Linked DNA regions of Mus musculus: region 2 is linked to region 1. Evidence: chromatin loops called from intact Hi-C (ENCODE). Cell type or tissue: heart. All regions are shown on one strand. Each heading gives the region's core, and the rest is flanking DNA. Links, peaks and the distances in the headings are about the cores only. Region 1 holds the start of Ap1m1 (adaptor-related protein complex AP-1, mu subunit 1). Region 2 overlaps Rab8a (RAB8A, member RAS oncogene family).

The links. Hi-C counts contacts between places; a loop is a spot of excess contacts. Peaks named below come from ENCODE experiments on the same cell type or tissue, not always from the same donor. Only the 100,000 strongest peaks of a DNase experiment are listed, where the experiment ranks them.
Region 2: a loop joins it to region 1, with 2.4 times the contacts of the local background. A loop is called at or near these places in 18 of 42 quality-filtered maps.

What each region holds. Positions count from the first base shown.
Region 1 is chr8:72,232,332-72,248,481 of GRCm38, forward strand. Ap1m1 (adaptor-related protein complex AP-1, mu subunit 1) reads left to right here and starts at 7,687. Exons shown (of 12, transcript NM_007456.5): 1 at 7,687-7,912; 2 at 14,308-14,464. The coding sequence starts at 7,871. It overlaps Gm51536 (a long non-coding RNA gene), which reads left to right and starts at 9,614. Exons shown (of 2, transcript XR_003947404.1): 1 at 9,614-10,157; 2 at 10,607-11,636. In heart, for the core only: CTCF peaks have their summits at 7,390 and 7,591; DNase peaks (open chromatin) are centred at 7,310, 7,720 and 10,080; H3K4me3 peaks cover 2,166 bases; H3K27ac peaks cover 1,687 bases.
Region 2 is chr8:72,170,349-72,186,498 of GRCm38, forward strand. Rab8a (RAB8A, member RAS oncogene family) reads left to right here. Exons shown (of 8, transcript NM_023126.2): 3 at 892-952; 4 at 4,178-4,255; 5 at 5,492-5,581; 6 at 5,975-6,040; 7 at 7,272-7,322; 8 at 9,697-11,018. The coding sequence ends at 9,789. Among named protein-coding and RNA genes, the nearest start is that of Hsh2d, 11 kb to the right of the region's middle. In heart, for the core only: a CTCF peak has its summit at 7,228 (motif pointing right); a DNase peak (open chromatin) is centred at 7,233.

The DNA of each region.
Region 1 (16,150 bases), core at 3,086-11,085:
CATACCTCGTAAAGCCATTTCTCACTTCCGTTCCCCAGCTGATGAGTTCTGAATTCGGCAGTTGAATCCTTCTCAACAGTCTGTTTTACGGGAACCTTTATCACCGTCGTTCCCCAGCTGATGAGTTCTGAATTCGGCAGTTGAATCCTTCTCAACAGTCTGTGTTACGGGAACCTTATAACCTTGATTCGCAGTTCTGGTTCTGGAATGAAGTATCCCTCCTGCGCCAGTCCGGAGTTTTTTCTCGTCCCGGATTTTCTCGTCCCGGGTTTCAGCACCAATTGTTATTCGACGCGTTCTCACGACCGGCCAGGAAGAACACCACAGACCAGAATCTTCTGCGGCAAAGCTTTATTCTTACATCTTCAGGAAAAGAGAGCAAGAAGCAAGAGAGAGAGAAAACGAAAACCCCGTCCCTCTTAAGGAGCATTCTCCTTCGCCTCGGACGTGTCACTCCTTGATTGGCTGCAGCCCATCGGCCGAGTTGACGTCACGGGGAAGGCAGAGCACAAGTAGTCGTAAATACCCTTGGCTCATGCGCAGATTATTTGTTTACCAACTTAGAACACAGGATGTCAGCGCCATCTTGTGACGGCGAATGTGGGGGCGGCTTCCCACACTAACCGCCCAGGCATCCTAAAGAGCAATGATCCTGACAGTCTGAAGACTATCAAGTTATAGACAAATTAAGACTGGTAAAAGAAACCCTGTATAAAATAGTAGAAACTGAAAAAAGAAAACTAGTCCTCTCATGAGGAGACAGACCTGACATCTACTGAAAAATAGACTTTACTGAAAAAAATATGTGTATGAATACCTTCTGGTTTTTGTGAACGTTCTCAAGATGGATAAAAGCTTTTCCTTGTAAAACTGAGACTGCTCAGATAGTCATCAAGAAGATTATTAAAAATTTTCCAAGGTTCGGAGTGCCAAAAGCAATAGTGTCAGATAATGGTCCTGTCCTTGTTGCCCAGGTAAGTCAGGGTGTGGCCAAGTATTTAGAGGTCAAATAAAAATTGTATTATGTGTACAGACCTCAGAACTCAGGACAGATAGAAATACTGAATAAAACTCTAAACAGACCTTGACAAAATTAATCCTAGAGACTGGCACAGACTTACTTGGTACTCCTTCCCCTTGCCCTATTTAGAACTGAGAATACTCCCTCTTGATTCGGTTTTACTCTTTTTAAGATCCTTTATGGGGCTCCTATGCCCATCACTGTCTTAAATAATGTGTTTAAACCTATGTTGTTATAATAATGATCTGTATACTAAGTTATAAGGCTTACAGGTGGTGCAGAAAGAAGTCTGATCACAACTGGCTACAGTGAACAAGCTGGGTACCCCAAGGACATCTTACCAGTTCCAGCCAGAGATCTGATCTGCGTACACCTGCGTCATGCTGAGACCCTCAAGCCTCACTAGAAGGGTCCCTGCCTAGTTCTGTTTACTAATCTGCCTTATTCTGTTGTTGTTCCCATGTTAAAGATAGAGTAAATGCAGTATTCTCCACATAGAGATATAGACTTCTGAAATTCTAAGATTAGAATTACTTACAAGAAGAAGTGGGGAATGAAGAATGAAAAATTACTGGCCTCTTGTAAGAACATGAATTTTTTACCTCGGAGCCCACCCCCTCCCATCTAGAGATTGTTCTCGGAACACTCCTAAACTTTTCACCCCAAAACTCCTCACCCTAAAGTTCGAAAAAACTGTTCCAAGAACATTTTTGAGATAAAGGCCTCCTGACGTAGATTCCTTGATAGGACATGACTCCTTAGTTACCTAGATTCCTTTGGCAGAACTCCCTAGTGATGTAAACTTGTACTTTTCCTGCCCAGTTCTCCCCCTTTGAGTTTTACTATATAAGCCTGTGAAAAATTTTGGCTGACTGTCGAGACTCCTCTACCCTGTGCTAAGGTGTATGAGTTTCGACCCCAGAGCTCTGTGTGCTTTCATGTTGCTGCTTTATTTCGACCCCAGAGCTCTGGTCTGTGTGCTTTCATGTCGCTGCTTTATTAAATCTTACCTTCTACATTTTATGTATGGTCTCAGTGTCTTCTTGGGTACGCGGCTGTCCCGGGACTTAAGTGTCTGAGTAAGGGTCTCCCTTCGGGAATCTTTCATTTGGTGCATTGGCCGGGAAACAGCGCGACCACCCAGAGGTCCTAGACCCACTTAGAGGTAAGATTCTTTGTTCTGTTTTGGTCTGATGTCTGTGTTCTGATGTCTGTGTTCTGTTTCTAAGTCTGGTGCGATCGCAGTTTCAGTTTTGCGGACGCTCAGTGAGACCGCACTCCGAGAGGGAGCGCGGGGTGGATAAGGATAGACGTGTCCAGGTGTCCACCGTCCGTTCACCCTGGGAGACGTCCCAGGAGGAACAGGGGAGGATCAGGGACGCCTGGTGGACCCCTTTGAAGGCCAAGAGACCATTTGGTGTTGCGAGATCGTGGGTTCGAGTCCCACCTCGTGCCCAGTTGCGAGATCGTGGGTTCGAGTCCCACCTCGCGTTTTGTTGCGAGATCGTGGGTTAGAGTCCCACCTCGCGCCTTGTTGCGAGACCGTGGGTTCGAGTCCCACCTCGCGTTTGGTCACGGGATCGTGGGTTCGAGTCCCACCTCGTGCAGAGGGTCTCAATTGGCCGGCCTTAGAGAGGCCATCTGATTCTTCTGGTTTCTTTTTTGTCTTAGTCTCGTGTCCGCTCTTGTTGTGACTACTGTTTTTCTAGAAATGGGACAATCTGTGTCCACTCCCCTTTCTCTGACTCTGGAGCATTGGAAGGAGGTGCGGGTCAGAGCCCACAACCAGTCGGTGGAGGTCAGAAAGGGTCCGTGGCAGACCTTTTGCGCCTCCGAGTGGCCAACGTTTAGAGTGGGCTGGCCACCTGAGGGTGCTTTTGACTTGTCACTAATCGCCGCCGTCAGGCAAATTGTTTTTCAGGAGGAAGGGAGTCGATGTGGAATCCGACCCCGTCAGGCTTCTTTTTCTCTGTTGCTATCTTGTTTTTGCTTGTGGTTTTTGTCATGAGACACAGACACTGTACGTCGGAGATAAAGTGGGATCCCTCCCTGTCTGTATGTCTGTGTGTCTTGTTCACTTGTGTGTCCTCCATTGGACCACCTTCTGATTCTGTTTTGTTTTTGGTTTGTCTGGTTTCAGGTCTGGTTTTGGTCCCAAGGAGTTGACTGATTATCTTGGTTTGGTTTTAGGCCGGTCTCAGGTTCTGGGGCCTTCCCATGGAGACAGGTCCATTTGGGTTGGTCATAGTGACAGTAAGCTTCTCTGGAAATCGCATGTAAGATGCCCTGTATTGGTCTTGCTTGTGTTTGTCATTTCTGTGGTACTGTGATTCTATAGTGGTTGCCTAAAAAACGGTTTCTGTGTGTGTCTTTTGTGTCTCTTTGTGTTCAGACTTGGACTGATGACTGACGACTGTTTTTAAGTTATGCCTTCTGAAATAAGCCTAAGAATCCTGTCAGATCCCTATGCTGACCACTTCCTTTCAGATCCTCAGCTGCCCTGCCTCCCACTCCAACTCCAGAGAGCAGCCAGCGGGTCACAGTGGTCCCGCCCATGGACCTGGAGCCTAGGGAAAAATGAGCTCGGAAATCCGGAGCAAATGAGGAGTGGTCCCTGAGAAGTCAGTGGCCTGGATGTTGTGGCTGCTGAAATAAAAAGAAGAGGAGGCTGTTCGAGTAGCCGGCCAAGAGCGCTGCAGGTTCCCAGGCAGCTTCTCATTCCCCTGTCCCTCCCATCCCGTCTCTTGTTAACAGAAAAACTGCTTTCACTTTAAGATAAGTGCCGGTTGCAGCCAGCTGTGAGAGCTGCACTCCCGTCTCTGCTCTAAAGTTCCCTCATCTCAGAAGGTGGCACCACCCTGAGTTGCTGGCAGTGAGTCTGTTCTAAACTCCAGTGAGAGAGGCATCCACCCACTTGGGGCTTCTGTCCAAGGTAAGGAGCACCTGTGAGTCTAACTGCCAGGCTCTGATGGGGGTCTCGTCTCTGTGGGACTAGAAAGTCCCAACAATCTGACCAAGGTAACAAGAAGTTAAAAGGACAGGGTATAAGAGTCAGACAAGAAAAAGAGTTAAAGAAACATGAGGCTGACAAAGACAGAGACCAGAGTCAGAATCAGAACTGTGCTGTGAGACAAAGAGATAAGAAAAATAAAATGCTGGTCACAAAAGTCAGGAAAATTAGAAAACTTAGATAGTACCTGGCAACAAAAGAAAGCTTTTGGCTGAAGATCAATGTGTTTAAGAAATAACAAAAGGGGTGCTAATACAGAAGCTGAGTCCTTAGAAGAGTCCGGTGGCCTACCTGTTGAAGCAGCTAGAAAAAGAGACTGTGTTTCATACTCCTCCACCGACCAGTGCAAAACAAGCTAAAAAGTTCCTGGGCACTGCGGGCTTTTGCAGATTGTGAATTCCAGGTTTGCTGAGTTAAAGAGATAAACAGTCCTTCGTATAGAGAAATAAAGAGAACAATCTTAGATGGCCTTAGATGCTCTTGAGACTGCCCTGATGTTGTCCCCAACTTTGGGACTCCTAAATGTAAATGAGAACAACGGTTTTGCCAGAAGTTCTTACTCAGAGATTGGGACCCTAGAAAAGACCTGTGGCATACTTGCAAAAAATTAGACCTGGTGGCTGTAGGATGGCCTGCTTGTCTGCACATAGTGGCTTCTGGTCAAGGACGCAGATAAATTGACTCTGAGACAAAACTTGGCACATGTCCTAGAAAGTGTGGTTCAGCCCCCATGACCGATGGCTGACTAACGCTCTTGAAAGCATTATCCAACTGTTCCCCTGACGGATGGACACATTGTCAGAGCTTTTTGTTGACTGAACGAGTGACCTTCGCTCCCCCTGCTGTCCTCAATCTCACTACTGCCTGAGACTTCACCTACTCATCATTGTGCTGACATTCTGGCAGAAGGAACTCATACTCGAAATGATCTGAAGGATCAGATCAGCCTTGGCCTGAGAGTTTGAGCTGGTACACGGATGGCAGTAGCCTGGAGGTTGAAGGTAAGCGGAAGGCGGGGACAGCAGTGCAGTGGTGGACAGAAAGCAAGTGATCTAGGCCAGCAGCCTCCCTAAAGGAACCTCAGCCCAGAAAGCTAAACTTGTGGCTTTAATACAAGCTCTATATATACAGACAAAGAGAGCTGTTGACATCTGCAGAGAAAGACCTAAGATGCTGTGGCTAAAAAAAATCAGGTGGCAAATCTAACCGCCCAGGCATCCTAAAGAGCAATGATCCTGACAGTCTGAAGACTATCAAGTTATAGACAAATTAAGACTGGTAAAAGAAACCCTGTATAAAATAGTAGAAACTGAAAAAAGAAAACTAGTCCTCTCATGAGGAGACAGACCTGACATCTACTGAAAAATAGACTTTACTGAAAAAAATATGTGTATGAATACCTTCTGGTTTTTGTGAACGTTCTCAAGATGGATAAAAGCTTTTCCTTGTAAAACTGAGACTGCTCAGATAGTCATCAAGAAGATTATTAAAAATTTTCCAAGGTTCGGAGTGCCAAAAGCAATAGTGTCAGATAATGGTCCTGTCCTTGTTGCCCAGGTAAGTCAGGGTGTGGCCAAGTATTTAGAGGTCAAATAAAAATTGTATTATGTGTACAGACCTCAGAACTCAGGACAGATAGAAATACTGAATAAAACTCTAAACAGACCTTGACAAAATTAATCCTAGAGACTGGCACAGACTTACTTGGTACTCCTTCCCCTTGCCCTATTTAGAACTGAGAATACTCCCTCTTGATTCGGTTTTACTCTTTTTAAGATCCTTTATGGGGCTCCTATGCCCATCACTGTCTTAAATAATGTGTTTAAACCTATGTTGTTATAATAATGATCTGTATACTAAGTTATAAGGCTTACAGGTGGTGCAGAAAGAAGTCTGATCACAACTGGCTACAGTGAACAAGCTGGGTACCCCAAGGACATCTTACCAGTTCCAGCCAGAGATCTGATCTGCGTACACCTGCGTCATGCTGAGACCCTCAAGCCTCACTAGAAGGGTCCCTGCCTAGTTCTGTTTACTAATCTGCCTTATTCTGTTGTTGTTCCCATGTTAAAGATAGAGTAAATGCAGTATTCTCCACATAGAGATATAGACTTCTGAAATTCTAAGATTAGAATTACTTACAAGAAGAAGTGGGGAATGAAGAATGAAAAATTACTGGCCTCTTGTAAGAACATGAATTTTTTACCTCGGAGCCCACCCCCTCCCATCTAGAGATTGTTCTCGGAACACTCCTAAACTTTTCACCCCAAAACTCCTCACCCTAAAGTTCGAAAAAACTGTTCCAAGAACATTTTTGAGATAAAGGCCTCCTGACGTAGATTCCTTGATAGGACATGACTCCTTAGTTACCTAGATTCCTTTGGCAGAACTCCCTAGTGATGTAAACTTGTACTTTTCCTGCCCAGTTCTCCCCCTTTGAGTTTTACTATATAAGCCTGTGAAAAATTTTGGCTGACTGTCGAGACTCCTCTACCCTGTGCTAAGGTGTATGAGTTTCGACCCCAGAGCTCTGTGTGCTTTCATGTTGCTGCTTTATTTCGACCCCAGAGCTCTGGTCTGTGTGCTTTCATGTCGCTGCTTTATTAAATCTTACCTTCTACATTTTATGTATGGTCTCAGTGTCTTCTTGGGTACGCGGCTGTCCCGGGACTTAAGTGTCTGAGTAAGGGTCTCCCTTCGGGAATCTTTCACTATGTGTCACACAAGTAAAAAACCACACAAAGTAAAAAACAAAAAAAAGCCCTTGGGGCGGGGAGGAGTGTTGATGGGCTCCTTTGATCTCTCGGTGGCAGAAAGGTGGTTAAGAATGGCAGAATTTGCCGGGCGGTGGTGGCGCACGCCTTTAATCCCAGCACTTGGGAAGCAGAGGCAGGTTTATTTCTGAGTTCAAGGCCAGCCTGGTCTACAAAGTGAGTTCCAGGACAGCCAGGACTATACAGAGAAACCCTGTCTCGAAAAAAGAAGAATGGCAGAATTAAAATTTAATCAGCCTTACTTTGGTTTTGTTTTTTTGAGACAGGGTTTCTCTGTATAGTCCTGGCTGTCCTGGAATTCACTTTGTAGACCAAGCTGGCCTCGAACTCAGAAATCCGCCTGTCTCTGCTTCCAGAGTGCTGGGATTAAAGGCGTGCGCTAGCTACCACGCCCGGCTCAGCCTTACTGTGAATTAGGCACAGGCTAAGTTACACACGTGCTACCCTGGGTTCACTGGGGCAAGACGGGTGAAGCCCAGTCAGTTGAGAGGTTGACAGTGACAAGTGATTGCTGATAAGGCTGGATTGCCATTGGGAGACTGACTTCCTTTAAGCGCCACCTAACGGCGAGTCACAGTCAGTGACGGGATATTAGTTTACTTGACTTCTGCAGAAAGCAAGGCTGTCTCGAAAAAACAAAAAAAGAAAAAGAAAAAAAAAGGCTCAACTCCAAATCGGTTCCGCTTTCAGCGTCTTCTCACAGCAACAGGCTTGGAAGCGTCCACCTTCATTCCACAGCTAGTCCTTCAGGTACAAGGAGTAATGACAAAGCTGCCCCGCCCTGGTCCTCCAGGCCCCGCTCTTCAGGAAGGCCACGCCCCCTGACTTCCGGCCCGTTTGAGCTATGGGTGAAAAATACTGCCAAAAAGTTCCTACTGCGCTTGCACTCAGTTACGCGCCTGCGCACTTGCGGCTCCCTTCAGACCGGACATAACGGTCCACGCGCTGCTTCATGGACCGGAAGTGGAGGGGAAGTGTCTCGGGGCGCGCCGGGCCTTGCTGAACGCCCGCAGTTCCTGCCGTTGCCGCCGCCCTCGGCTACTGCCGAGACCTTCCAAAGCCGCCATGTCCGCCAGCGCCGTCTACGTACTGGATCTGAAGGGCAAGGTACTGAAGGGTTCGCCACCCTCCGCGTTGCCAGGCAACCAACGGGCCCTCGCCCTGTCAGGACCCACCCTGTTGCTAGGCAACTGGCCGACCAGCCCAGCTAGGGCGTCAGGCAGGCGGGGCAGCCTCACTTGCCAGCCCTACCAAGTTACTAGGAAATGGGCGGTGGTCTTTCCGCGAGTCCCGCCCCATTGCTAGCCAACTTGGTGGGCTGCGGTTGCTAGGTAACTGTCCGCTTTGCCCCTTTCCCTTTTTGTTCGCCTGGGTACCGGACTCTAGCTTCTCCTGCGAACTCCTGTAGCAGGACCCTGCGCCCCGGGGACCGTGCGACCCTTGGCCAGAGGCGTGGCGGGAACTATGGCCTTAGGTCGGTCCCTCGCTCCACAGGCTTCAGCGTTCCCTAGAGCCACTGAGCTTCCTATGACATTAAGAGAAGCGGATGATAAAAGTGTGGTTTTAAGAAGGGCGTGGTGGCGCACGCCTTTAATCCCAGCACTCGGGAGGCAGTCAGGCGGATTTCTGAGTTCGAGGCCAGCCTGGTCTACAAAGTGAGTTCCAGGACAGACAGGGCTATACAGAGAAACCCTGCCTCGAAAAACAAAAACAAACAAAAGTGTGGTTTTAGAGGGGGAAACAGTGCCTAGAGTCACACTGATTACTGGGAAGTAGCGGCCTGGAAGCATCCTCGCCAGGCAGGTGCTAAGCCCAGGGCCACCGTGGGTTAGCCTAATCTGTCATAGCTCAACTTAGTCACTTGGAAAAAACAGAAATAGATGAATACCTATTGGGGCCATGTCTTCATAATGGACTAGCAGCTGCAACTGAAGAATCAGGGAGAGCTATCCTGACTGGGAATAACAAAGACTGCTGAGACATGAAGGCCCTGCACAGAAACAGGACCCTGGCATCTTGCCCAGCGTTATCTGAGAAAGAAATCTTCATTTGTGTGTTTCTGCGGGTGTGTGGAGGAAGGAGACCCCTGCTACTCTTACATGGGCTCTTGTTATCGAACTCGGGTCACTAGACTGATTGAGCTAGGCTGCCTGAACCGTTAAAACGCATGGATCTGCCTGTCTGTACTTCCCAGCAGAATCTGACTTTTTCCCTCTCTTGGTTTTATGAGACAAGTTTTCTCTGTGTAGCTCTGGCTGTCCTGGAACTCACTCTGTAGACCAGGCTGGCCTTGAATTTAGAGACTGACCTGCCTCTGCCTCCCAGGTGCTGGGATTAAGGTATTTGCCACCACCACCTGGTAAGCACCTGGCTGTTACCTGGGATTTGGGTATAGAGTTCAGGTCGGATATTTGGAAAATACAGACTGAGCTGTCTCCCTAGCATAATGGATGGTTTTGTGGTGCTGAGGATAGAGCCTAGAACAACAAGCTCTCTGTCAGGCAGCCACAGTGTACTCTATGCAAAAGCCTCTTCCAGGAAGGCACATTTAGCCTTAAGAAAGGCACTGTCTGTCGCTCTACCTCAGGCTGTCAGAGTGGAAGGCAAGTGGCCAGCCTCTTATGTTTGGAAGCTACCAGAACAGGTCCAGCCACAGTAAACAAGTCCAACATTTAGCAGTGAAAGAACATTGATGTCCAGTCTACATGGAAGAGCTAGAGCTTAGAAGAGCCCCACCCTCCACGTTTTCCTTAGTCCCTTGAGTGTGTACCTGCCTTGTATGTCACCCAAGATCGACAACTGGTGAGTTCCAGACCTGGGCCTCCTCCACAGCCTTCTGGGAAGCTGGGTAGGGGCAGTGTTCCCTAGGTCTCATGACATATGCTCTGCCTTCCAACCTGGCCTAGAGGTACAGTGGGCTGCCTGTCGTGGCTTGCTTGTTCCTTTAGCAAACATCTCATTGGCACAAGCAAGTACCCATCCTGGGCTGAAGCTGTAGAGCCATATTTACATGTGGATTCAGCCAATCTCCGCAGCTGAGCTGTATGATCATAGACAAGCACCTTGGCTCAGCACCTTGGGCAGTCTGAGCCTTGCTTTCCTAATGGATCTGAAGAGCCTTATCTGAGTTATTGAGTATAGATGTGAGACAAGCCTGGCCCTAGCAAGGTCAACAGAGCATAGTATTTGGGCTCCACAGGCCTCTTGACCTAGCAGAACACTTGGACCAGCAACTGAATAGCTATTTGCCTTCTGTTTGGCATTTAGAGAAGGTTATGAAAGACATCCAAGCAGAGCAGGCACCTGATGTGGTTCTGAGAAGGTGACAGATGTCCCAGTTGGCATGCCGGGTGTAAGTCAGCCCATAGACTGGTGCTGGGACTTTGGGGATGCAATGGGAGGAAGCTCCAGGGCCACTGCAGTTCCAGGCAGGAGTCCCCAGGTTGGGATGTGGTCAGACCTGTCTCTAGAAAGCTGTAGTTTCCTGCCTCCTTCTAAAATCAAACCAGCCTCATGACAACATGCCACACTGAGCCTCTCATTACCAAGGGATTCCATGTGGCTACTTTTGGCAAATAGGAGGTCCTCCAAGAACACTTGGATGCTGTCTGTGGCTCTGGTGACTCTAGATTTGGAGTACAGAAGTATTGCTTTCCCGCCTTCCTCTCTCCATGCTTCCCTTTTGGGCACTGAGAACAAAGTCCCAGTTGTTCACAAGGACTTGTATAGTCTGAGTTCTCATAATCTCCCTACCCTCCCACCCAGTGCTTTTCCATGTGACTCTGGCTCATTCCACTTTAGCCAGTGGGAACCCTAAAGCAGGTGTTGAGACAACCTGTCTGCTTCTGCCTTGGGACCTTTGTACCTGCATCTGTGGAGAGCTGTGTGGCCTGGCTTCAGTTCAACAACACCTCCTCCAGGAAGCCTCTCCTGCTTGCCCTAACTGGGATCGTATCCTACCCCACCCTGTGCACACTGCATCTTCTAGCCCATACTGCCTACTGCATTACATGTATGTTTTATCTGTCCATTCCTTTCTCCTCCGATGTTCCTGAGAAGGCACACCAAACTCATTCCATACTGGCTCCTGATGACCAGAGCAGAGCCTAGCTGTTAGACAGAACTCAGCAAGTTCCAAGGTGTTCTGCTGAGAAGGAAAAGGAGCCATGGAAAAGCTAACATGTCACATGCTTTGGTGGAGAGGGTCTGCGAGTGACAAGGTGTACTCAGAAAATGTCCAAGATGACCATAAGGCACCCTGGAGGCCCTGGGTCTCAGAGGTGGACAGCGCTGCTGCAGGGGAAGGGTGTAGGAATGTGAGTCTCCTCTAGGGACAGAGAGTTGCCCCTGGGTTTGATCGAGTAGAGGCCACCCTGTCTAGCTTTTCTAGATTTTTTTTTAAAGATGTATTTATTTATTATATGTAAGTACACCGTAGCTGTCTTCAGACACTCCAGAAGAGGGAGTCAGATCTTGTTACAGATGGTTGTGAGCCACCATGTGGTGGCTGGGATTTGAACTCTGGACCTTCGGAAGAGCAGTCAGGTGCTCTTACCCACTGAGCCATCTCACCAGCCCCCTCCCTGTCTAGCTTTTATTGAAGCCGAATCCTCTTCTGCTTCATGGGGAAGGACCATGGGGTGAGAGATCAGCAAAGAGAAGGGCTGTCTCAGTGTCTTGCTTGTCTCCCTACACTGCCACACCAGTTCAGAAGTGGCTGTCCTCCCTGAGTCCCTAGGGGATTCCTGATACTCCTCCCTATCTCTTCAAGCCTTGATTGAAGGCGAGACTAGTGAGAAGGTCCCCAGTTGTCCCCAGACAGCTGTGACAGTGAGGGAACCATGTCGACCTTGGCTACCATGGTGGTAGCCATCACATAGCTTCACTCTATGTTTTCTGAGCAAGCAAACAAACTCCTGAGCAGCCCTGGTGAGGTAAACAGTCAGGCCTTCTGACTGGCTCTGACCAGTCTAGCCCAATCCCTGCACATCTGGGGAAGAAAGTGAGCTTAGAGCTGCCAGGAGAAGAGTTCTCAGTGAGCACAGTCAGTGGGAGTAAGGATGCCTCTGAGATCGTGACCCTGCTCTCTCTTTCTTCTGTGTTACCTCAGGCAGGCAGCTCCACCTCTCTGAACATTGCAATCTATAAAACTAACCAGCCGAAGGGCGGTGGTGGCACACGCCTTTAATCCCAGCACTCGGGAGGCAGAGGCAGGCAGATTTCTAAGTTTGAGGCCAGCCTGGTCTACAGAGTGAGTTCCAGGACAGCCAGGGCTACACAAAGAAACCCAGTTTGCAAAAAACAAAAAACAAACAAACAAACAAAAACCCCACACACTAAGCAGCCTACCACATAAGAGATATGATAGAAGTGAGCAAGTGTGAGTTCCTCAGATGGGGTGGGGAACATCAGACCCAAAAGCTTACTCTGTGGGCACTGTGTCCCCAACGAGGCCCAAAAAGGACTGGGAAGGAACTGTCCTCACTGCAGTCTCCCAGCTAGGAGCAGCAGAGACAGTGCTTTCTGAAGTGACAGATTCGGCAGCAGGTGGTGCAGGTCTAGCACTGCATCTCAGGATTGCTGTAGCACTGCCACATGGCCAACTAGCCATGCTGATAGCAGACAGTGTGACAAGACAGGCACTGTCACCAAGTAACAGGGCCCTCACCCACAGCTTCCTCGTGGCCCCTTCCTGCAGCCACTTCCTCAGGGTCCTCCAGGGAGCACTTCCTGATTGGTTTCCACTATGCACAGTGACTCTGAGGGTAGAGCCTACCCTGGGCATCTTCATGTCCTGCATCTCAGAGTCCCATGTCCTGCATTCACATTCTATATATGTCCTCCACTAACCCTGAATGGTAAATCCTGATTTAAAAAAAAATGTGGGGGAAGGGTTAAGGGGAGAGGGATACTGGTGTATACACAAGTGTGCAGGTGCTCCTGGAGGCCAGAAGACATCAAATCCCCTAGAGCTGGAGTTACAAGCATCTGTGAGCTACCCAGTATGGATGCTGGGAACTAAACCTGGGTCCTCTGAAAGAGCAGCAGCACACTTAAGCAACAAGCCATTTTCCAACTTGAGATTTATTTATCTATTTGTTTATTTGTGTGTGTGTGTGTGTGTGTGTGTGTGTGTGTGTGCGCGCGCGCGCGTACACATACAATTTTTATTTTATGTTCATTAGTATTTTGACTACATGTGTGAGGGTGTCAGAAGCCCTGGAACTGAAGTCATGGACAGATGTGACCTGCTATAATTGAACCTGGTAATTGAACCCGGGTCCTCTGCAAGAGCAACCAGTGCTCTTCATTGCTAAGCCATCTCTCCAGCCCCTGTTTATTTGGTTTTTGAGACAGGTTTCTCTGTGTAGCCCTGGCTGTCCTGGAACTTGATCTGTAGATCAGGCTATTCTCCAACTCAGAGACCCACCTGCCTCTGCCTCCCAAGTGCTGGGATTGGCGTGTGCCACCACACCTGGCTCTAGGATTTTTTTTATTTATTTTATTTTATTTTATTTTTTGTTTGTTTATTTGTTTCAAGACAAGGTTTCTCTGTGTAGCCCTTACTGTCCTGGAACTTACTCTGTAGACCAGGCTGGCCTCGAACTCAGAAATCTGCCTGCCTCTGCCTCCCAAGTGCTGGAATTAAAGGTGTGCGCCACCACGCCCGGCTCCTCAGGCATGTTTTTTTGTCAGAGCAGGCTGTCCTTAGACACCACAGCACTGTATTGGAGGGCCTTCAGATTCTGGAATCCTGGGGTCCTGGAACCTAGCTGTGGAGTGCTTTGGGTAGGTTCAGACCCAAATTCTCCATACATATGTTGAAAGATATATCTTTGTCTCTGGTCTGTTTCTAGTTAAGATTCAGCCACTGAAGTGTTCATTTATGTGGGCTGACTCACACCTGTCATCCCAGCACTCAGGAGGCAGCAGCAGGAGAAGCAGGAATTGAAGGCTGTCCTTGGCTGCATAGTAGATTTGATCTGTACCTGGGCTCCTTGGACCCATCTCCACTCCCAGCTCCATTCTCCTTTTGAGTGTCCATGGACACACAGTTTCTCTGATTCTCTAAGATAAGCCACTGGGTCATGCTTAACTCTGGTGTCACTTTCTGAGGAGCCACTAACTTTGCCGTTCCACAGTCCCCCTGGATGGTGGACAGTGGTTCAGACTCTGCAGTGAGGAAGAGCAGGGCAGGGTTATTCCTGTCCAGGCCTCAGTGGGATCTTATAAACTTGGACTCCTCAGGGATAAGGTGCTCAGAGAGCCAAGTGCACCCACATGAGGAGGTCTACATGGAGTACTCACAAGGCAAAGCTTGCCCCAGCGTCTGTGGGAACAGTCCCTCCTCTCTCTGCCTTCTGGTGCAGGAAGAGCCTTGTGGTGGGAATTCTCTAGGGTGGAAATCAGACTAGCTTCAAGTTGTGTCCTTCACAGATTGTCCTCAACCCTACCTCAGGCACTCAGAGAGGAAGCCATCCCTTCTTTCCTTCCTGATGCAGGTGCTCATCTGCAGGAACTACCGTGGGGATGTGGACATGTCAGAGGTGGAGCACTTCATGCCCATTCTGATGGAGAAGGAGGAGGAGGGCATGCTGTCACCTATCTTGGCCCATGGTGGCGTTCGTTTCATGTGGATTAAGCACAACAACCTGTACCGTATCCCTGTGCTGCGGAGTCGGGGTTTGGGAATGACATGCCTGCCCACCAGCACAGGACAACAGAGTAGCCAGAGGCCATAGGCCTAGGGAATGCTAAGTATTCCAGAAGCTGCAGCTGTGGAGAGGAAGGGAGGGGTACATGGCAAGAGTAGGAGCCAACTGGGCCTGAGGTTGTCCTTTGGAGATGTGTCATGTTAAATGGGGTAGGTCTTTGGATGGGGTGGGCTGATTGTAGGTGGCTTTGTGGTCTAGAGATTTCTGGCTGCTGTGTATGGCCAGAGGCAGGAGTGGACAAATGAGGGGATCGGGTAGGAGTAGGGGTGGAAAGTTCTCATGTGCCCAACATCCCCAGCCTCGCTTCAGCCTCAAATCAAGTGTGGTGCCAAGTGGAGACCCACCATGGGTGCACCCACCACTTGGGGCTTTGAGCAGACCTCTGAAGATCTGGCTATGCAGTAAGCAGTGGGGTGTACCAGGTCTTTAGCTGTCTGTCCCCCCAGGGTCAGTAAGTAAATGTGTGCGTGTGTGTGGCCTCCAACAGGCACAGATGCCAACTCTTCCCAGAGACACAGTCTTCCCTTGCAGCTCCTGATCTGCTCTCCCACCCAGGCATAAGGTTTTTTTTTTTTTTCTGATATGTGAACTCTCTTGTGGAGTGGGCCTAAAATCCAATAGAAAGGTATTACCCATGGTATTACCCATGATATCTGTGCCACTGTTGCACAATCAGGCACATGCTGCTTAGCATGTGGTATTTTAGCACACAGGGTCCATAGCTGAGCAGGAATGTTGCTGTCTATTCAACAATAGCCTTCATAGCCCCTTCTGGCATTATGAAAGCCACCCAGAAGGGTGGGAGTTTCCATTTGGTTCCAACTTAATTTCCCCATGTCTGACAGTCCAAGTACAATGTCTTCAGCAATAGGCTCTTACCATCTAGTTCTGCCATACAACCAATAGCAATAGCCTGCATGGTTCTTGGAGCTTCAGGATTTCCTGGCCAGCAATTCACAGGAGATAGTCTACCCTTTGCTCAGGGATTTTCATCCAACAAACTGATGACCTCCAGGAATGTCTTTTCCACCAATGTAGGGTACCATTTGGATTTAAACTCTTTTTTTTGTTGTTTGTTTGTTGTTTTTTTCGAGACAGGGTTTTTCTGTGTAGCCCTAGCTGTCCTGAAACTCACTCTGTAGACCAGGCTGGCCTCGAACTCAGAAATTCACCTGCCTCTGCCTCCCAAGTGCTGGGATTAAAGGCGTGTGCCACCACTGCCCGACCTCTTTACCTGTTTTAACAACCTTTTATTTTATTTTTTTAAAGCTTTCATTTGTAGGGATATTTTACCTGCATGTTTGCAGGCCAGAAGAAGGTATTAGATCCTTCTGGGACTAGAGTTAAAGCCAGTGGTAAGCCACCATGTGGGTGCTGGGGATTGAACTCAGGTCTTTTGGAAGAGCAACCTGTGCTCTTAAACCACTGAGCCATCTCTCCAGCCCTCCATTTTTCCTTTCAGTTATCCAAGCCTCAGCTGGGCTGTAAGGTAGGTAGAAGTACCATTACACCTAGTTGTCTTCATCCATGTTAGTGAAGTGGCTGCTTGTCACTGTTGTTCTCCATGGACATCACACATGATGCCTAGTTGGCTGAGAACCATGAAAATGCTTGTAAGAGGCCTGTGGCT
Region 2 (16,150 bases), core at 3,090-11,089, 62 kb before region 1:
TTCCATCCCCTGTGCCATAGTAAAATAAGATTCAAAGTCAGTGGGCCAGCAAGATAGCTTAGCAAGTAAAGGTGCTTTCTGCAAAGCCTGTTGACCCTGAGTTCAATCCCAAGACCTAGACCTAGAAGGAGAAGACCGACTTCTGCAAGTCTCCAGCCTGTGCTTTGGCACTCACGAACAATAAAAATAACAGAAAACATTGCAGGCAAGATGTAGAGCTCGGAGTCAGCACTGGGCCTTTCTGTGGAATCCAGACAGCCAGGGCCTTCAGGAAGAGCCAGGGGCTCAGTAAGTCACTTTCTTCCAGACCTAGGGATGGAACTATGACCTTGTATGTACTAGGCAAACACTACCACCAGGTACACCCTGTCCCTTTCTTACTCTCTGACAGTGTCCTGCTGTGAATCCCAGGCTGGCCTGGAACTTACAGTCCTCCTGCTTAGGCCTTTCTAGTGCCAGGATGACAGATGAGTATGTAGCTCAGTAAAACACCTGTTTGTAAACCACACACCCCATATATGCAGGTGGCATTAACTCAGATGCCCCCTCCCTGGACACAACCTCCTTCATGCAGGTAATGACAGAATGCACTTTGGAGCAGCAGCCCCTGAGCTCACCCTGCTCTTTCTGACAGTCAAGACTACGGCCTACCCTCAGCATTGGCTGCAGGGACCCCAGGACATACCTTGGAGCTAATACGTGGAAGGGTAGAGGGGGCACAGGCCACTGGGACATTCGACCAGGGGGCTCGGAAGGGCTTTGGTCTATCATTCCATATGCCCTTCTGTGTAATCACAGGAACAGAGGTGACTCTTTGTTGAGCAGGAGGGACTCAAGGGAGAAATCCAGCAGGCCAAGGGTGTCACTAATACCATTCATCTTTGCTTCTAGGGACACGGCCGGCCAGGAGCGGTTTCGAACAATCACGACAGCCTACTACAGGGGTGCCATGGTACTGACTTTTTATTGTTGAAGTAGAAACAAGTAGTAGTAGTAAGGCCTGAGTGATCGGCTTCTGTTGTTATTGTCTCATCTTATTAAAACAGTCCCAAGATATAGCCCAGGCTGGCCTAGAATTCACAATATAGCCAAAGCTGGCCTGGGACTCAAAATCCTTCTGTCTTACCTTACCAAGTGCACACAGTTTGTTTTATATGTTTTTAAAATGTTGTTGTGTGTATTTGTGTGTGCATGTGTGTACATGACTGTGGAAACCAGAGGTCAGGTCACCCTCCAACATTATTCCTTGAGTGATTCTCACTGGCTTGGAACTTGCCAGTAAGACCAGGCTAGCCCAGAACTCACTTTGTAGTCCAAGCTGGCTGGAAACTCACAATTTTCCTGTCTTAGCTTCCCCAGGCTAGGATATCACAGGTGTGTGCCACCATACCTGGCCAACCTTTGTGTCTTGCAGAGCCTGTGTTCCAACTCTTTAGGTAACTCAGGACCCGAACTTGCTTTAAAGAGGTCAGTGTGCCCTGACTGGCTCTCTGAAACATTATCTCCTCGTATATAATAACCTCTGGACCTCAGACCCAGTGTAGGGATGAGAGAAGCACCAGGGAACCATCCTTCAGGCGAAGGCAAGCCTCGGCTAGCCTCCACAGAGACCATTAATACTCTGGAATTTACTAGAACAACTTGAAGTTTGGACTTACTTGGGGTTATCATTGTTCCATCTTCCACCTGGACCTGCACTAGCAAACTCACCCCCACATATTTTCCCTGTGGAGATGGGGAAGGGTAGAGGGGGAGACAGGAAAGAACAGGTTCCCACCCTGACCAGGTGCTGCTTGTGTGAGACTATGCAAAACAATGCGTGAAGGAACAAAGAAAGCAGGAGGAGCCACTTCAGTCCTACCCAGAATCCTGGGCCACCTTCCAACCTACCTCCTCTCAGAAATGTCCCCACATTCCTGGGGAAACAAATGGATATCTGTCCCAGAGTCCCATTCTTTCACCTGTGCCTTCTGTAGCTCAACCAGCCATTTAGGGCCACAGGCTCCCAGTTCTTGCCAGCATGCTATCCATACTGTGAGCACAGTGTGAGTCTCAGTCCTCGTGGAGGCCTGAGAACTTAATGAGGACTGGGATCAACAGGCATGAATAGTGACATTAGACTAAGTATTTAGAGCATCCCAGGAAGGGCAGCCAACATTGGAGACTCAGTCCTATGGTCTGCAACCATAGCATCTTCTATGCTAAGGTTAATTTTTTTTTTTTTTGCCCTTCCTGGGGACTGGGGTCAGGGGTACCTCTGTCCTCTGGAGAGAGCTATTTGGACCTCTCTAGACTCAGATAGTCTCCCTGAGCCTCTCCCCACCTCCCCCCCATGACTGGTAGCACCCTCAGTTTTAGCCTGGTTCTCGTTGGATCATGGCCATGCCCTGATCAGGTGCGGACAGGTGTGGACAGGATCCTGAGACTTGGCAGTCCAGCCTGAGTTCACACACGGATTCACTGGCTGTGCCCGAACCAGCACCAAGACGGTGGGAATCTACTTCAGTGTTGTTTTGATGAAACATGTTCTCACTGTGTAGCTTAAGCTGGCCTGGAACTTCTGATCCTTCTGCCTCAGCCTCCTGTATGCTGAGATGACAGGTCTGTGCCACCTTACATACATGTAAACCATGCCTGGGTTACAAGGAGCCAATGATGGAACCTGGGGCTTCATGCATTCTAGGCAAATGCTCTGCCAACTGAGCTACATACACTTTTTTGTTTTGTTGTTTTGAGATAGGGTGTCACTGTGTAGCCCTAGCTGACCTGGAACTCACTATGTAGACCAGCTTGATTTTGAACTCAGAAACCTGCCTGACCCTCCCTTTTCCTGGGTATTGCTATTAAAGGCAAACACTGTCATACCCAGGCTGATTTTTCTCTTGGCATCATCTCTGAACCTCAGACTTGTAGTGAGCCTCTGCATCAGCCTCCTGGGTGCTAAAATTAGTTAGTGAATTATTAGTTATAGCTTGCGCGGGCTAGTTACAGCTCACACAAAAAGCCCATGTCACTTTGTTTTTATTTGGTTCTGGTTTCAGGACTGGGAATGGAACCCAGGCCCTGACTCGGGCCTGCCATTGACCTATGCCCCGGCTGGTCCTTCCTCTTCCACGGCAAATGTGGGCAGCCTTAGAGATGGGCTGCTGCATTCTACAAAAGACTCTCCCCTGTAGTGGATGCCTGAGGGAGAGGGGCAAGCAAGGCCTAGGCTCCAGCCAGCTACAGCCTGGAAACACACGGTGCTTCATCCTATGTGGGCCTCCTGATAGTGTTACCAACTAAGCCATTGTAGGCGCCTCATAGGAAACCCAGGCCTAGACTCCTGCAAATTCTCTTTTGACCTATACACACACACACACTCCTGAAGCTACATAAGGAAATCCAGGGCTGTACCAGACTATCAGAGGGTGATTGCTCTCTGATTCAGTGTCCTCTGTCCTCTGAGGCTTGTGTGTATGTGTGTGTGGGGGGGGGGGGAGAAGGGGGGATCTACATATAGCATAGGCTGATCTCAACTTGCAAGAGTCCTCTTGCCTCAGCCTCTGAGTATTATTTCAAGCATGAGCCAGCACTCAGGTCTCATGGATTTCCATCTTAACAAAAAGATCTATCTTCCTATGCCTCAGTTTCTCCTCTATAGTAGCAGTGAGTCAGTAGAGTTAAGCTGGGCTGAGGCCACTTTCTGCGTCTTTTGGATCTGTGGACTCTGTTAGGTATCCCCTCATATTCATTAGGGATCTGAAGAGACCACTTATCCTGGTCTCTTCAGAAAGCAGATCTCAGCTCTGAGTCACTGGAAGGCACATGAGGTCAGACATGGTAGGGTCCCGACCCTTCCAAGGGCAGGGCCTGAGTACATAGCCCAACCTGCTGTAAGCCTAGCACATAGTAGATAGGATGCCAGGTATCCTGAAGAGGCACTGGTTGAGTCTGGGGGTCTTTGAGGGTCCAGGCACACATTTGTGCTGGCATAGGGAGCCAGCAAGGCTCATTACAAAGTGTTTCAAGGTCTAGCTTGGGAGTCAGAAAGGTCACTATGTAGGTAGAGAAGATGACAGCTAACTGGCTGGCCAAGACAGTGGTCATCTCCAACAGTGGCCACATCCAGTCCTGATGGGTACACTGCCTGTCCTGTAGACCCTCAAAGTCCATGTCCCACTCTCTCCCCAACCAGGGTATCATGCTGGTCTACGACATTACCAATGAGAAGTCCTTTGACAACATCCGGAATTGGATTCGGAACATTGAAGAGGTGAGTGTACCCTTTTGCTTCCTCTCCTGGGCTGTGACTCGGAGCCAGGAACCTGGGAGACAGGTAGAGAGAGAGGAATAGGACCAAGACCCCTGCTGTCCACCTGAAATCATCATTGGCCCACAAGCCACACAGTGCTATTTGGCTGCTCTTACAATCATTTCTGTTTGGGGTCACATGAGCATTTGGTCCAAACATTTTGAGCTGCTGTGCAACAGGGTATGAGCCTGTCCAAGTCCACATTTGGGACAACAGGTAGTCATAGAATGAGACCCTGAATTATAAAGGGATAAAGAGGCAGCCAGTCCAGCCTACCCTCCCAAAGCCAACTTTGTCCTCTGTCCAGGTGCTAGCCACACCTATTCCCTCCCTGGCCAGCTCCACCTATAGCCCTGATGACTAAGCAGGTGGGGCATTGGATCTAAGGTGTCAAGAACTTCACCTGTCTACAAAACCACAAAGGAGCACTTTTCGCTCTGGACCCAAGACTGGTGGGCACCCAGGCCAGGCAGAGACGAAATTGAGAGCTTTGAGCTTGTGTTGGGACCAGGCCTTTGCCCTGGCTGTAGAAGTCATCTTGGTCAAAAGAGGAGTTCTGATTTTGGCTTTGGGGATACCCTGAGTGATCCTCTGGCAGACAGGAGGTATGACAGGGAGCAAAGAATGAGTTTCCCCTACAGCAGAGCTGCTCTCTGATATTCTCTCCTTTGGGAAGCATGGTCTCTTCTACAGAGGAGCTGCTGGAGGGACTGATGAGGGACCCATCTCTAGGAGAGCAGTCAGAGCTGAGCCAAGCCTGGGTGTTCAGCAAGAACTTAGCAGGAAGTCTTGCCTGTTCTAGGCACAGCCTTGTTTCTAGAATGTATAGAGAAGAGAAAGTTGAAAGATCCAAGCCGGCATTGGGACTTAAGCTGGCAAGTTGTTCAGTGGATAAAGGCACTTGCCAGCAAGCCTGATATACTCAGTTCAATTCCTAGAACCCAGATCATGGAACCCAGATGTAGCATGGTGTGTGCATGGGATGGCTCACAAGCTAACATGGAACTGCTCTAGAGGGCGTGGATAAGGTCTCTGAGCATCTGCTCTGGGAGTCATGCCTCTGGAGCCTAGTGACCATGATCTGTGCAAGCCATTTGCACAGTCAAGAAGTGTTCAACCACTAGGGACATGAGCTGCCAGCCACCAAGCAGTCCACACCCTGCCCTCCACGTTGACCCTGATCTGCCCTCTTCTCAGCATGCCTCTGCAGACGTGGAGAAGATGATACTGGGGAATAAGTGTGATGTGAATGACAAGAGACAGGTGTCCAAGGAACGGGGAGAAAAGGTAGGTGTTGCCCTCGTGATCGTTTTCAGCTTGGGTGCTTCTTCCTAGTCTTTTTGCCATCCTGACTTGCCTGAGATAGAGAGATCCTTGTGAGGTGATAACCCTAGGCAAGACAGAGCTTCCTCGTGGCTAGCAATGAGAGCTTGGCAGTGAACTCTTATCTTGTCACCAGAACCAAGCAAGGCCAGGCACAGCTGGCATCACAGCAGGGAACAGAGCTGGCTTAGGCTATGCCACATTCCTCTCCTCTGCACCCTCCCCACGTGGTGTGCAGTACCATCACACAGTGAAGGTAACACCCTTAGCTTGAGTATGGTAGCAGCCCATCCCAGTTTCCATTCCTTAGGAAACAATGGGAGTCCACACTGTGTTCATGTGTCGCCTTCATTACAGCTGGCACTCGACTATGGGATCAAGTTCATGGAGACCAGTGCAAAGGCCAACATCAATGTGGAGAATGTGAGTCCAGTCAGATCCTGCAGGGAGCCATGGGCTTGTGGGATCAGTGCTCCAGGGCTGGAGGGGCTTTCCTTTGGGAGATTCAGCCTGGAGTATCCAGAGGGATTGGCCTCTGGCTCAGGATGCCCTCTGTCAGGCACTCAAGACACAGTCTCACTAGCTCAGCAAATGAGGGAAATCAAAGCTCAGATTCCAGTACCTAGTACCCACTACCTACACCCAGCTGTGTTCCTCTCAGCCACACTATTAATTCACATCCCCAGTGAGGATCCAGGTCCCAGTGCTGTGCCCTCATCCTTATGTTGTCCCCAAGGCAGTGCCAGCCTGGCACCTGGCCCTCAGCTTTTCTCACACAGCCCTAGTGACACTCAAAAACAGACCTGCAGAGCTACCTGTAATCTCAGCACTCAGGAGGCTGAGGCAGGATTGCTGAGACCAGCCTGGGCTACACATCAAGACTGGGGGCGGGGGCTAAATCGCTCACATCACTCCACAAAGTACCCAGAGGACGGTGGCCAAGGCCTTTGTCCTGTTCAATTCCCTTCACTCCTACTCCTCCCATAAGCCACTTGGGCCTGCCCTCCCCAGCCTTTGCTACACTCCTTTCCTGCCATCAGATTCTTGTTCCCCTGTCCAGGCCAGCCCATCTCCATGCACTCTCCCCTGGCCCCACTTTCCAGGTCTCCAACACTGCATGGAGATGCTAAATCCAACCTACCTCAGATTGTCCCCTCCATGGGACAGCAGTCATTTGCAAACTGGAATTTGTAGCTGTTCTTTAAAGAGAGGAGGAACCAGGCTTGATAGTGATGCCTGTTGTCCCAGTACTTTGGAGGTGGAGGCAGAAGAAACAGGAGATTTAAGGTCATGTTCAGCTACAGATGTCTAAGGCTAACCTAGACTCTCTAAAATTAAAATTAAAAAAAGGAATTGGCATGGACAGAACATAGCCATGGATAGATAATCCTTCCAGACCCTTCTGAACCAGTTAACCACGCAATACCTTTGGGCAAATCACATGGTCTATGAGCCTCATGTCATCAAGGGCCAACTGAGAATAATGCCTGCTCGCATTCACAGGATTGTTGGTTTGGGGGAAGGCCTTTGTTCCAAGGTGCTCTACAGGGGGTGACAGATGGGAGCCTGACTGGGGACAGGAGGCAGACCTCCCTTCCCTCTAGCCAATAACTTCCCACCACTAGAGGGTGCTGACGGCCTGTTCTTTCCACAGGCATTTTTCACTCTTGCCAGGGATATCAAAGCAAAAATGGACAAAAAATTGGTGAGTCCAAGTCCTTCCTCCATGTGGGGTTCTGTAGGATGCAGCCACCCTTGACTGGGACAGCACATCACTGCCCAGACCTGCCATCCTAGTGAGAGTGTGTGTGTGTGTGTGTGTGTGTGTGTGTCAGTCTGCATGTGTGTACATGCGCAAATGGCAGCCAGAAGTCAGTGTCAGTGTGCTCTTCATTCAGTTCCCACCTTAGCTTTTGAGACAAGATCTCTGATTGGACAGTGAACCTCGGGCCCTTCTGTCTCTCCTACCCTGACACTGGGATTATAAGTACCACCACCCTGGCTTGGTCTTTGTTCAGTTTTTTTACAGTATTATCTTATTGGCTTTTTCATAGTATGAATGTTTTGCCTGCATGAATGTCTGCACCAAATGCATGATTAGTGCACTCAGAGGCCAGAGAGACTGATAGGAACAGAGGTACAGATAGGAACTACCATGTCATTCTGGGAATTGAACCCAGGTCCTCTGGAAAAGCAGCCAGTGCTCTAAACAGCTCTTCAACGCTTATTTATTTATTTATCTGTTTGTTTGTTTGTTTATTTGTTTTTATTTAGAGTCTCCCTTTTGGGGCAGGGAGGACACATGTATGCTGGTACCTCAGAGGCATGGGATCCCTGTAGCTGAAGTCACAGATAGTTGTAAGCTGTACCTCATGGGTGCTGGAAATCAAGCCCAGGTCCTCTGCAAAAGCCACTGGTGCTCCAACTTGTGAGCTATCCAGCCTCCACACCTGGCTGATGTCTGCTGGGGGTCAACCTCAGACTGAGCCATCACTGCGACCCTTTCAAGCCTAGCAGGCCATTGCTGAGAAAAGAAGGCAAAGCTTTCCTGACTGAGCTTAACATGTCACTGAAGCCTGGGGACACTAGGAATACAATGTGACCCTGTCCCCTAAGCTCTTACCCTCCCCAGACCTACCTGTGTTACTAGAGATCAGAGAACAATGGTTAGTCCTGAGGCTCTTTTTTTTTTTCCTTTGAGACAGGGTTTCTCTGTATAGCCCTGGCTGTCCTGGAACTCACTTTGTAAACTAGGCTGGCCTCGAACTCAGAAATCCACCTGTCACTGCCTCCCAAGTGCTGGGATTAAAGGCGTGTGCCACCACCGCCCGGCTCCTGAGGCTCTTTGAAGTGTGATCACCCAACAGAATGCGTGAAATACAGCCTGCCCCACACGTTCAACTGGGCTCTGAGCCACCAGTGAGGCACAAGGTGGACTCGTGGCATCTCTTCATGCTTACATCTAAACGGCAGCATTCCCTGTACAACCTATGTACCAGGCAGGCAGTACAGCACACAACTCAGAGCTTCGTTTGATAGCAGACCTATACTGGAAGAAACGAGCTCACACACACGCACAAAAATAAGTAAATCTAATTTTTTTTTAAAGATTTATTTATTTATTATTATATGTAGGTACACTGTAGCTGTCTTCAGACACTCCAGAAGAGGGAGTCAGATCTCATTACGGATGGTTGTGAGCCACCATGTGGTTGCTGGGATTTGAACTCCGGACCTTCGGAAGAGCAGTCGGGTGCTCTTACCCACTGAGCCATCTCACCAGCCCGTAAATCTAATTTTTAAAAACCTTCTTTGTAAGAAAAGGACTAGCGTTTAGCTCCTGTGTTGCTAGCAACAGGTGGACCTCTGCACCACTGGAGCACAAGAGGCAGAAAACTCTATGCCTCCATGATAGACGATAGGGGTGTTTAGCATAGATAGGTGAGTAGATGGGGAAAAGGTAGGGAGGAAGGAGGAGCAGAGGAGAAAACAAGATGATTGTATCGCTGGAGGATGTGGCTAATGATAGAGCACTTGACCAGCATCAGGGTCCTCAGGTCATTGCCCAGTGGCAGCAAGAAACAGAAGAGTGTGGAAGGAGGTGTCTGGGTGTTGGTGGGGAGGAAAAAAGAAAGAGTAACGGCCTGGGGGATGGTGAGAAGCAGATGAAAGCAGCCTGGGGGCCGTGGAAGGTGAATGAACGGTCAGGAGACAGTGGGATGCTTTTGGAAGAGAGTGGCAGATTTTGAGGGTGAATGACTGCAAGAGTTTGAGTGGATGTGATCGATCATAGGGGAGTGGGAAGGGTGATAATGGGTAGGTGGGGGATTGGATAGGGGGTGGGTAGTGATTCAGAAGATAGAGATTCGATGAGTAGATGGACAGTAAGTTAGCAGGGAATGGTTGAACATCAGGGGGACAAATAGATGGATGGATGGCTAGTGGGTGATTGGATCTAGGGTAATGGATGGTGGAGTGATTAGTTGGACAGTTATGGACAGACCATTTGACAGCTGTTTGTGGGTAGTAGGTAGAGCTGACAAGCCACAGTAAGTAACAAGGCAAACTTGTGACTTCAGGAAGGGAACAGCCCGCAGGGGAGCAGCCATGGAGTCAAGATCACAGTGGAGCAGCAGAAGAGGACCAGCTTCTTCCGGTGCAGTCTCCTGTGAGGACAAGGTCTCTGCCCATTCTGAGCCTGTGCTCAGCCCAGCTGACTGTGCCTGCCCCGGGCCAGCCTCCACCTCTGATGTTTGGACACGGCTGCCCGGACTCGATTGAGAAATTGATTATTTTTTAGTAACCGTCTGATCTTTTCCACCTTCAGAGATGGAGAGAGTTAGAATTTTGCTGTTTTTCCTATGTCATCTGCCAGTCAGGCCTATCCGTCCCCTGCCTCATAGGCACAGATGGAGAGAGGTTGGGTGGGGGCCCGGCAGCCTCCATTTCCAGCCTTCTGTCCTTCCAGCACAGAAGGTAGCCAGCGGTAGTGCCCAGCCTGCCTGGCCCCCATACTCCAAGCACCACCACCGGGGCCACTGAGGGACAAGCCTGCACCTGCCTTCAGCTGTTCTCAGTTGTGGACAAGTGACAGCCATGTCCACTGTCTCCTTACGTGTCAAACCAAAGGGAAGCACAAACTAAGGAAAGCTCACTTAGAGGATTTTGGAAGAAGTGGACCGCTTCCATGGCCAGAGCAGGATGGGAGTCTGCGATTCAGACTGAGGTGACGTCACCACCATTCTCCCATGACCCACTGTCATTGGGCCACCTGCCTCAGTGGCACCAAAACCGCCTCCCCAATCTTCTCTGGCTGGCTCTAATCGGATGTTCATTTTCTATCTAAGATGATTTTTTTATTTTTCCAGATTCCTAACACCATGAAATGAATCTGTCTTTGATTTTCTAGCAGCATACCTGGGAAATTGGGAACCAGAATGACTGCCCTGTGCCCACAGGGCACCTGGTCCCTGAGTCCCAGACAAGCATTCCATGGCACAGCGCTCCCCTGCTGTCTTTACCCAGTTGTGATGTGACAGCTCTGTCCTCCTGGGGAGACTGATTGGGACTGATGTCCTGGTGGGAGGGTGTCCTGGTGGGACTGATGTCCTGGTGGGACTGATGTCCTGGTGGGAGGGTGTCCTGGTGGGACTGATGTCCTGGTGGGACTGATGTCCTGGTGGGAGGGTGTCCTTTGGGAGCACCTTTCTTTTTACTCTAACTCTTCCCCCAAGCTCCAAGCTGCTGTCAGTCCAAGCTGTCAGTATCAAAATCTCTCCCTTTTTTGAAATTAAAACCAACGTACCAGCAATAGTCACCTGCCCTCCCCTGGAGTCTCTGATGTACCATGTTTACACTGACTAGTGCACTCAGAAAATTAGATTAAAGTGCATTTAAAAAGAAGTAGTTCCACCTGTGCAGCACCACCAGGTGGCTGTGATTGGTTACAGGTTCAATAGGTGCCTTTTAGCAAAAAGTGGCCTGAGGCCTAGAGAGGTGGCTCTGCAGTTGAGCACTCGCAGCTCTAACAAATGAGCCAGCAGTCATCTATTGCCAGTGTCTCCTCAGTTTGGGGTGGGACATCATCCTTCCCTCCCCATCCACACTAGGATTTTGGCTGGCATGGTCTTTTGGTGGTCTTGTGCTTGCAGTCATAGAATCAGTGAGCTACTTGTCATGTCTGGCAAACACTGCACACATCCTCCCCTCTGGCTCTTACTGCCTACTTCCTACCTGGGAAGCACTCCACCATACTCCCCAAAGTACCTGCCTCTTAAAGGTCCCACCACCTCCTAAGTCCATGCTGAGCTGGATCTGCTTTTTGTGGGGTGTTTTTGTTGTTTTGCATCGGGCCATCATGTAGCCCAGGCTGTTCTTGAACTTGCAGCAAATCTTCTTGACTCAGCCTCTATGATGCTGGAATGGCAGGCAGTCTTCACCAAACCCAGCTGGCTCATATCATTGTGGGCCACAAAGTGGGTCACAGCTCCCACCTCATAGTTTGGAGGAAGATGCCTGGAAGATGGGGAGTGGGTGAGGAAGACAACCAAGATGTGAACACTGGTTATAAAGTTGTACAAAGTGGCACTCTTAAGATCCTTCCTGTAGGAGCTGAAGATGACTTGGTGGTTAAGAGCACTTGTTGCTCTAGCAGAAGCCCGGGTTCTATTTCCAGCGCCCTCCTGGTGGCTCACCACCATCTTTAACTCCAGTCCCAGAGGACTGACACATCTGGGCTCCAACACTATGCACACACATGGACAGACATACATAATGCAGGCCAGACTCTCAAAAAACTGCCTCCTATCTATAGCATAACTCACATCCCTGTAGAATTAGTTGGCCCTCAGAAAGAGCTCAGCATATCTGGTCCTGCCAGGCATATTTGTAATCTGGGTTCCAAGCCAGTGTTTACCAAGCAGGGTGCAAGGACAAGATTTGGTGCCCACGGTCTGCTGAAAATCATAGCCCCTTTTGTTGACTTAGATTTTTCAAAAACCTACTTTAATAAGGGTTCTTAAACACTTCAACCTCCCTTCTAGCCACCACCTACCAGAGGTTGTAGAAGTGAAAAGTTAATAGGAAATGGGGGTTGTGGGCCTGTTTAGAAATAGTTCTTTGGGGCTGTTTCAATCGTTCTTGCCAGCAGTCGCTCGGCAGTCAGCACTCACACAGGAATCAGCACCAGGAGTACTATCAAGAAGAAACTGAGGCTCTGCCAATCAGTCCAGAGTCTGTGGAAACCACCGGAATATCACGAGAAGTTCTTTGACAAGTTACTCTCTATGGAGTTAGGAAACACAAAGATCAGCAAACCCATACAAGAGCGTTGTCAGTGAAGACTAGCCAGGCAGAGCAAGCAAACCCACGCTAGAGCCTTGCTCCACTCTCCGTGGGGTCATTTTTATATTCTGTCTAAACAAAATATCCTTTAACCCGTGTCTGCTTCAGCAAAACATCATCTGATATAATAGTTTCCAAAGAAACCAGAAATTTCTACTTTAGCCTTTGAGCAGAGAGATGTTTGGGTTTGTTTGTTTTTCGATATAATAGAGTAATAATGAAAATATCTAAGATAAAAAGGGCACCAAGGAGCAGGTCATGAGACCTATTTAGGCTGTTCCCAGTACTGGGGAAGTTAGGACAGAAAAAGACTAGTGTGAGCTCTATATGGATTTGGAAGAGGCTTTTTAAATTTATTTTTATGTGTTCTCCCTACATATGTGACTGTGTACCACATTCATGCCTGTTGCCCCTGGAGATCAGGAGATATTTTGGGTTCCTTAGAGCCACTTACAAGTGAGCCACCATGTGGGGGCCCTACCAAATCCTAGTACTCTGCAAGAGCAATCAGTGTTCCTAACCACCAGCTGTCTCAAGCCCTTGGACTTTTTTTTTCTTTTTTTTTTTCTTTTCTTTTTTTTTGGTTTTTCGAGACAGGGTTTCTCTATATAGCCCTGGCTGTCCTGGAACTCACTCTGTAGACCAGGCTGGCCTCGAACTCAGAAATTCGCCTGCCTCTGCTTCCCAAGTGCTGGGATTAAAAGTGTGTGCCACCACGCCCAGCAGACATGTTTTTAACAATCACAGATTTTTAAAATATCCTCCCCAACATCAAGATTACAATATGTTTTATCGCCTAGTCTTCATGCACAGGCCACTACTTCCCATTGTCCCCCTTGGTGAGTTGCCACTGGCAGCCTGTCATCTGTCTGTAGATTTGCCTGCCAAGCTGTGTGCCAGTGTGGTTACACAAACCCTTCTGCTCCTGGCTGATGTTGCTGAGCAACAGCTTCTGATGGATGGTTTTGTTGAGACAGGGCCTCATTATGTAGCCCCAGCCACCCTGTACTCGATATGTAGAGCACTCTGGCCTTGAACTCACTGAGATCTACCTACTTCTGCTTCCCACATGCTGACATTAAAGGTGAGTGCTATCATACCCTGCAGTAGCAAGTTTTTACCTTATACAAGTTGTAGCCTGGGACAGAACTTCCTTTTTTTTTTTTTTTTTTTTTTTTTGGTTGAGTAATATACCAGTGTGTGGTATCATGTTTTGCATATCCTTCCAGGGTTCTTGGGCTCACAGTTCAAGCCCAGTGTGGCAATGTTGAGGTAGTAGAACTTCTCTATTTTTTGAACTTAAAAAAAAGGGGGGGGGGACTGTTCTCTGTGTGTGTGTGTGTGTGATTCCTGGGGATCAAACTCAACTCAGGTCATCATGCTTGGCAGTGAGTGCCTTTATCCCTTGAGCCATGATGCTGCTCACACACATGCTCACCTTTTGAGATAGGGTACAGCGTAGACTGGCCCAAATATAGCTTCCCTCCTGCCTCAGCCTCTCAAAGTTCACAGACAAGAGGTACCCCATTATTCCTTCTACTTCAACTTTGGCATCTAATGTTGTACCTGCACAGAACTGGTGCCAGTCAGTGTTTGAGAAATGAACAAAAGGATGAACAAAAGAAAGAAGAGAAGCAGGGTCATATGCAGAAAGAAGGATAAAATGGGGCCCCACTCCTGGAGTCTGGGCCAAGCTGATGCAGCTCCGCTGTAGCTACCTACCCTAAAGGCTGTCCACTGAAGCTCACCCTATGATGTCAACAGAAGAAGCTGATGTGGAGAGAGAGGGATCTCAGAGTGTCGCCCCCCCCACCCCAGACTCCTGCCACTCTGTTATCTTCCATCAGGTATCCCTGTCTCCCCTGCCTTGGTGGCCACCACTATTCCCTTCCTTCTGAAAGGACTCTGGCCAGCTCCAACACGGGGAGCATGGTTCTGGCAGCCCTTGCCCTTCGTCCAGATACCTTTGTCTTGCTAAAAATCCCTTTAGATTACGTTCATAAAGCTAGCCCCTGAGATCTATTCCCTTATTTGGCTACTTCCTCCTGAGACTGACTACCAAGTTCAAAGTATGAAGTCCAGCAATAAAAAGCCCACTTTGGCTCACCTAACTAACATGCTGTCTTAGTCAGGGTTTCTATTCCTGCACAAACATCATGACCAAAAAGCAGTTGGGGAGGAAAGGGTTTATTCAGCTTACACTTCCATACTGCTGTTCATCACCAAGGAGTCAGGACTGGAACTCAAGCAGGTCAGGAAGCAGGAGCTGATGCAGAGGCCATGGAGGGATGTTCCTTACTGGCTTGCTTCCCCTAGCTTGCCTCAGCCTGCTCTCTTATAGAACCAAGACTATCAGTCCAGAGATGGTCCCACCCACAAGGGGCCTTTCCCACTTGATCCCTAATTGAGAAAATGCCTTACAGCTGGATCTCATGGAGGCGTTTCCTCAACTGAAGCTCCTTTCTCTGTGATAACTCCAGCTGTGTTAAGTTGACACACAAAACCAGCCAGTACAATTGACCCCTTGTCAACTTGACACACAAACACATAACTATTAAGCCTCAACCCTTACATTCTTATTCATCCCCAAGGTCTAAATAACTTTAAACATCCTACAGTCATTACATATTCTTAAAATTTCAATCTCTTTAAAATGTCCATCTCTTTTAACATCCAAAGTCTTTTTACAGTTAAAAGTCTCTTAACTGTGGGCTCCACTAAAATAGTTTCTTCCTTCAAGAGGGAAAATATCAGAGCACAGTCACAATCAAAAGCAAAAATCAATCTCCAACCATCCAATGTCTGGGATCCAACTCACAATCTTCTGGGCTCCTCCAAGGGCTTGGGTCACTTCTCCAGCCTTGCCCTTTGTAGCACACGTGTCATCCTCTAGGCTCCAGATGCCTGTACTCCACTGCTTCTGCTCTTGGTGGTCATCTCATGGTACTGGCATCTCCAAAACACTGCATGACCCCTTCAGTCCTGGGCCATCAATTGCAACTGAGGCTGTACCTTCACCAATGGCCTTCCATGGCCTCTCACAGTGCCTAGCCTCAGCTGCTCTGCATGACCCCTTCATGCCTTCAAAACCAGTATCACCTGGGTGACCCTTACACATTACCAAGTCCCACTGCAGCAGGAGTACAACCTTGGCTATCTCTGGAACACAGCCTCTTTGTGCTTTCAGAAAACACTTCCCAGAAGATGTCACCTCAATGATGCTGGTCTCTTTTTTTAATATTTATTTATTTATTACATATAAGTACACTGTAGCTCTCTTCAGACACACCAGAAGAAGGCATAAGATCCCATTACAGGTGGTTATGAGCCACCATGTGGTTGCTGGGAATTGAACTCAGGACCTCTGGAAGAACAGTCGGTGCTCTTAACCACTGAGCCATCTCTCCAGCCCGATGCTGGACTCTTTTTTTTTATTATTAAGTATTTTCCTCATTTACATTTCCAATGCTATCCCAAAAGTCCCCCATACCCTCCCCCCCCACCCCCTACCCACCCACTCCCACTTTTTGGCCCTGGCGTTCCCCTGTACTGGGGCATATAAAGTTTGCAAGTCCAATGGGCCTCTCTTTCCAGTGATGGCCGACTAGGCCATCTTTTGATACATATGCAGCTAGAGTCAAGAGCTCCGGGGTACTGGTTAGTTCATAATGTTGTTCCACCTATAGGGTT